Linked DNA regions of Homo sapiens: region 1 is linked to region 2. A link is a loop called in an ENCODE intact Hi-C map of the cell type or tissue named here. Cell type or tissue: spleen. All regions are shown on one strand. Links, peaks and the distances in the headings refer to the core of each region. The heading gives the core; the rest is flanking DNA. Region 1 overlaps COL5A1 (collagen type V alpha 1 chain). Region 2 has its middle 65 kb from the start of FCN1.

Region 1 (2,899 bases), core at 84-2,583, 200 kb before region 2:
CAGGGCAGGGAGGGGCAGCTGGACATCACCTTGCATTCAGGATCAGACGCTGCTGAGCAGGCTCAACCCTGATTGTATTCTCAGCCACACCTGCGATTTTCCTGTGCGTTTCAGAGGAAATAAGCAGAATCCAAAGTTGCTCTTCTATTTTGCAAGTATGGTGAGGACTCAAAACTGCCCTAAGAAAAGAAAGTAGCTCATCTCCTAAAAAGCCCTTCTTGGTGGGGTTCTGGGGCTGTTGTCTCTGAGGCGATGCCACGCCGTGGTGAGACGGCAGGTGGTTTTCTGGGGCCCCCAGCTCTGTGTCAGCCAGCGTGGCCCTACCTGTTCTCTTTTCAAAACTCTGGGGGCTTCCAGCCAGGATTGCTTTGGAAGAAGGCATCTGCTAGGAAAAAAACACCACCAAGTGCTTAGAAACCACTCGCCTCTCAGCAGCTGGCCCAGCTGAGTCACTTCTCACCTTCCTGGGCTGCCCGGGCCCACAGGTGCTGCCAAGCGCGTGCTGTGCTCAGTGGGGGCAGTGGCCTGCAGCAGGCTGTTCTGAGCCTCCTCGCGGCTTGGCTGGTCGTTCCCACTCAGCCCTGGAATACGCAAGCTGTGTTTGTCCGGCGCTTCCTCTCCATCTTGAGGTCCATGTCCCATCTCAGGCTGGGGTAGAGACTAGCGTAGGAGAGGCTTGTTTGGAGTCGGCCTCCCTGCTTGGGCCAGTGCTGTTTCTGAGCTGTGCCCTGTCCCCCCAAGGCGCTCCATGCTGGCCCACATTAGTGTGCCAAGTGCCAGGCCAGACGAACCAGAGCTGCTCCGAGCCCACCTTGCCCTCCCGGCTGCCTCCGCCCTGTGCTGGGCGTAGAGGGAGGTGTCCCAGGCCTCTCCACTAGTGGTGGCGGCCAGGTGTGAAGCAGACATGACTTCAGCAATGGTGCCTGCAGGTGTAGTGGCAGAACTCTTGCTTGTCTCCGGTGCTCCAAATCCTCCAGTGATTATGGTTCAGGGCAACCACGCCGCTGCCCTGTCTGCGTGGCTGGAAGTGCCTTGCAGCTGGCACTGGAGTGGAAGGCGTTTCTGCAGTTACATCCGCAGCTCCTTGGCAGAGCCAGGGCACGCAGCCCAAGGCCAGCCACCTCTGCAGAAAGGAGCTCCTCCGTGTCTCCATCCCTTCCCAGAGCCCCTCCCTCTCCAGGACCTGGGGAAAGGCCAGAACTGCCAAGTATGTGGGAAGTTCTGACCACCAGAGGGCAGCCGGCAGGCCCTGCGTCCTCCAGTGCTCTGTGGCCCCGGCTTCAGCCTCAGCCTGGAATCCCGGTGCCGGGGGCAGTGTGGCTTCTCTCTCTCTCTCAAGTCCCACGGGCAGGTGGCCTGAGGTAGCCCGAGGTAGTCTCTCTAGCTAAAAGTCACCCTGCTGGGAGGGCTGAAGTCAAAGACATTAACAGCAAGGGTGTGGCTGCGTAATTCCACCCCACAGATTTACCTCCACTGCCCCAGGCGCTTGGCACAGTGAGAGTGTCAGAGAAATAGTCCTGGGCCCCGTCCCAGAAACTCCTGTTCAGCAGGGAGGTGGGATGGTGTGTCCTGAACTCATGACAACTGCAATAAATATGTTATCATCATTCATTAGTAATATCACAGTATCATCTCTTCATGTTAACACGGAGTTGAAATACATGGCACTGGGCTTCTGTTTATTGACACCTGCTGTGTGCTGGGTGCTAGGTGCTGTTCTGAGAGCTTAGCAGGCATTTCCCTCCCAACAGTGGTAACGAGGTAAGGGTTGTCGTCCTCTCCACTTCCCAAATGAGGAAACTGAGGCACGCAGGAGTCTGGGGCATTGTCAGAGGCCATGGAGGGGGAGCTGGGACCTAATCAAGTCTGCCTTAGACCTCACCTCCTGCTTCCTCCCCAAACCTCTGAAAGGTGGGGGTGTTTCTAGAAGATGATGCTATAATGGGAAGCAGGAGGGGTGTGTTGGCTGCCGGGTGTGGGCCCTTGGAAGGGCGGGTCCAGAGCTTGGGCTGGAAGGTGGGGGATGGGTTTGGGTCTTTGCATGAAGAACAGGAGTCAGTGGAGTCAGCCCAGGAATTGTGGACACGCTGGGCCTCCTGAGGCCACAGGGGGACATATGGGAGGAAGTGTGTTGAGGGCAGGGCGCTGGCCTCATCTGTCAGCTTCAGCGAGCTCAGCCTGTCTTGACACGCCTGCGACAGCTCTAGAAAGGCTGAGACTTGTAACCATTCACTCCTTTTTCTTTTCCCACCCGCACAGGGGGCCGATGGCATCCGTGGTCTGAAGGGCACAAAGGGCGAGAAGGTAAGTCTCTCCTTGCAGCCACGGGGCCCCCTGCTTAGTCCGGAGCCGAATTCCAGCCAGCGGGGCCCTCCCACAATGCTTCTTCCATGAAACCAGCTGAGGTGGATGTCGCCTCTGAGTACTGAGGGGGATGGATGCCACTCTGTGGAAAGTGTCTCTGTTTGCAGACGGAAGAAGAGTAAGTTGAGGATAGGCCCTCGGGTCCCCAGGGGCACATCTCCTAGCAGAGCTGAGTGGGTCCAGGGTTTGTGTCTCTGCACAAGGAGAAGGCCTTGGCCCCAGAGACAACACACGGCCCCCCACGTGCCTGCAGGGGCCAGTGGACACCTGTCACCCTCCCCACTCCCAGGTGGGCCGCCTTGCATGGCCGCTGGCACGAGGGTCCACTTAGTTGTTAGATGTTCATCCCTGGGCAGCCCAAGCTGCAGAAACTCACAGTGTGCAGCAGAGCCAGGCAGGGAGGGAGAGAGGCCGTGCCATTGGCCATGGTCCGTGGGGGCAGGTCAGGCCTAAGCAGATCACTGTGGTGAAGACAAAGCTAAACTACACCCCCATGCATGCCTGCCAGAGTCAGAAGCTTGGGTGCAGCCTGCAG
Region 2 (2,899 bases), core at 173-2,672:
CACAAGCGGGATGGCGAGATGATGATGGCTATACAGGTAGGAGGGATGGTGAGAGGAAGATGATGGTTATACAGGGAGGAGGGATGGTGAGAGGAAGATGATGGTTACACAGGGAGGAGGGACGGCAAGAGGATGATGATGGTTACACAGGGAGGAGGGACGGCAAGAGGATGATGATGGTTACACAGGGAGGAGGGATGGTGAGAGGAAGATGATGGTTACACAGGGAGGAGGGACGGCAAAAGGATGATGATGGTTACACAGGGAGGAGGGACGGCAAGAGGATGATGATGGTTACACAGGGAGGAGGGATGGTTATACAGGGAGAAGGGATGGCGACAGGATGATGGCTATACAGGCAGGAAGGATGGCGAGAGGAAGATGATGGTTACACAGGGAGGAGGGACGGCGAGAGGATGATGGTTATACAGGGAGGAGGGATGGCAAGAGGATGATGGCTATACAGAGAGGAGGGACAGCGAGAGGGTTATGATGGCTACACTGGGAGGAGGGACGGCGGGAGGACGATGATGGTTATACAGGGAGGAAGGATGGCGAGATAATGATCATTCCACGGGGAGGACGGACAGTGAGAGGATGGTGGTTATACAAGGAGGGCAGTAGGAGCTGCGTTTTCTTTTAAATTATCTAAATGTTTAAATTTATCTTTTTTAAAAAATTAAGAGAAATTATTTAAATGACAGGCAGCTGCTCAAAGATTCCACTGAAGTGGAAGGGTGCCCCCATCTTTACAGCAGAACGAAGGAATCCTGCACATCAGGGCTGGGTGGGCTGTGGCTGGAGAGTCAGGCTGGCTAGGCCAGGAGAGGCTCAGGATAGCCGTCCGCAGCCAGCACCCTCGTGCTGGTGCCTTGGACTGTGCGTCCTCACAAACAGCCGAATCCTGCCTTGTTCCTTTCCCAGGGCTGTTGTAGCAAAAGACCATGAATGAGGGGCCTTCAACCCCCAGGAATTCCTTCCCTTGCTGCCCAGAGGCCGGGAGCTCAACATCCAGGTCAGTGGGGCGTCACCCCAGTCTCTGCTGCCATCTTCCGCGTGTGTCTCCGGAACCCCCTTCCCCTCCTAAGGCCACCCCCCCTCAGTACAACCTCATCTCAACCTGACTACACCTGAAAGACCCTGTTTGCAAATGAGGTCTCTTTTGCAGGTATTGGGAACTAGGACTTCCCCATATCTTTCTGGGGGACAGAGTTCAACCCCACGACACCCACTAAATGCCTGTATTGCTCCTGTAGCCCCTGGAAAAGAGCCATGAACAAAACACACCCTGTTTGTCCTTGGGCAGCTTATGTTCTACCGAGGACACACAGTAAACACAGAGATGATCATTTGCTGAGAGGGACAGGCCAGGGTGAAGGGGCGACGAGTGGGCCGCACTTTGGACGTGCGGTGGAGAGATCCTGACGCTGGAACAGAGCCCTGCTGGAGTGGGGAAGGACAGCCACGCGAAGGCCCGAGGGGCAGTTTTCTCTGCGTGCACAGGAATAGCAGGCGCAAAGGACCCTGAGCACAGGGGGCGGGGGTGGGGACTGCACTTCACCCGGAGGAACTTGACCCATAGCTTTATGCAAGTCCAAGTGTGGCCTGAGGTCAGTTACCGCCACCTGCCGGCGGCTACCCACAGAGCCCGCAGGATCTGACCCGATTATCTGCCACTCGGCCCTTCCTGTCCCTCCCTAAATAAGGCACTCAGGTGGGCTGAATAACGGCTCCAAGTATGTCCACACCCTAAACCCAGAGCCTGTGAGTATGTTCCCTGGCATGGCAAAAGGGACCCTGCAGGTGGGATTAGGTGAAGAGCCCTGGGATGGGGGCTTATCCTGGATTATCTGGGTGGCCCCATGAGCCACAAGAGTCCTTATGAGAGGGAGGCAGGAGGGTCCAAGTCAGAAAGGATATGACCACAGAAGCAGAGGTCAACGCGAGAGTCGAAGATGCCACTGTCAACCTAAGCAACAGAGACAGCTCGTCCAGTGATGCTGAGTGTATCCAGGAGTGCATAGGCGGGGTTCCTGTCCTGGCTACGAGGGCTGTGGGGACCACAGGCATGTGCAAGGAGGTTGAGGCAAGGGGAAGCTTTTAAAGGCAAAGGGAGGCATGCACATAAGTTGTTTTGAAGCAAAGAGAACCCTGGTCACAGAGTCTTGTTGTGAGAGTTGACGTCAGTTCATGCCTGGAGATGGAGACAGCGTGTCAGGCAAGGGTTCTTGTGCATCCGACCAGCTGTCCCTGTGACTCAGATAGCAAGTGGCAGTTTGGAAAGTCCTTCGGAAAAGTTCTTGCTACAGGCATATGTAGATAAGAGCCCTTCAGAGAGCCTTTATGATAGTTCTTACCGCCGGCAGGTGTGTGGGGCAGGGAGGGCCCTTCTTAGCCTCTTGACTTTTTTTTTTTGTTAGGGTTTGACACAAGTGACTCTATTTTGATTCTGACAACTTTCACGTGATGTTCCCAGCTTTGAAGGTAGAGGAAGGGGCTACGAGCCAAGGAATGCAGGAGGCCTCTAGAAGCAGGAGAGGCAGGAAGGGGTTCTCCCCTGAAGCTTCCAGGAGGAGCCAGCCCCATTGGCACCTTGGTTTAGACCTTTGACTTCCAGAACTGTAAGAAAATAAATGTGTGTAGTTTGAAGCCCCCAAGGGTGTGGCACTCTGTTCCAGCAGCTACAGGAAAGTCATGCAAGCAGCACTTGGATGCCAGTTCTGAGGCTGAGGCGGGGGAGCGGACGGAGAGGCCGCCTCCATCACAGTATCACCACGGGGTGGGTCCCACAGCGCAGGTCCCACAGGGCTCCTGCTGCTGCTGATACTCGAACTGCAGCAGGGGTGTCCTTCCTTCCCAGACCCGGCCACGGAACAGCCTTGGGAATGGGGAACCAGGA

Evidence for each region. Peaks named below come from ENCODE experiments on the same cell type or tissue, not always from the same donor. Only the 100,000 strongest peaks of a DNase experiment are listed, where the experiment ranks them.
Region 1: a loop joins it to region 2, with 6 times the contacts of the local background. A loop is called at or near these places in 36 of 110 quality-filtered maps.

Annotation. Positions count from the first base shown.
Region 1 is chr9:134,777,843-134,780,741 of GRCh38, forward strand. It overlaps COL5A1 (collagen type V alpha 1 chain), which reads left to right. Exons shown (of 66, transcript NM_000093.5): 28 at 2,260-2,304. Among named protein-coding and RNA genes, the nearest start is that of MIR3689C, 70 kb to the right of the region's middle. RefSeq lists enhancers at 391-1,000, 555-814. In spleen, for the core only: a CTCF peak has its summit at 1,181; a DNase peak (open chromatin) is centred at 1,215; H3K27ac peaks cover 339 bases.
Region 2 is chr9:134,981,661-134,984,559 of GRCh38, forward strand. No RefSeq gene overlaps it. Among named protein-coding and RNA genes, the nearest start is that of FCN1, 65 kb to the left of the region's middle. RefSeq lists enhancers at 828-1,418, 1,419-2,007. In spleen, for the core only: CTCF peaks have their summits at 1,659 (motif pointing left) and 1,861; a DNase peak (open chromatin) is centred at 1,621; H3K27ac peaks cover 641 bases; H3K27me3 peaks cover 593 bases.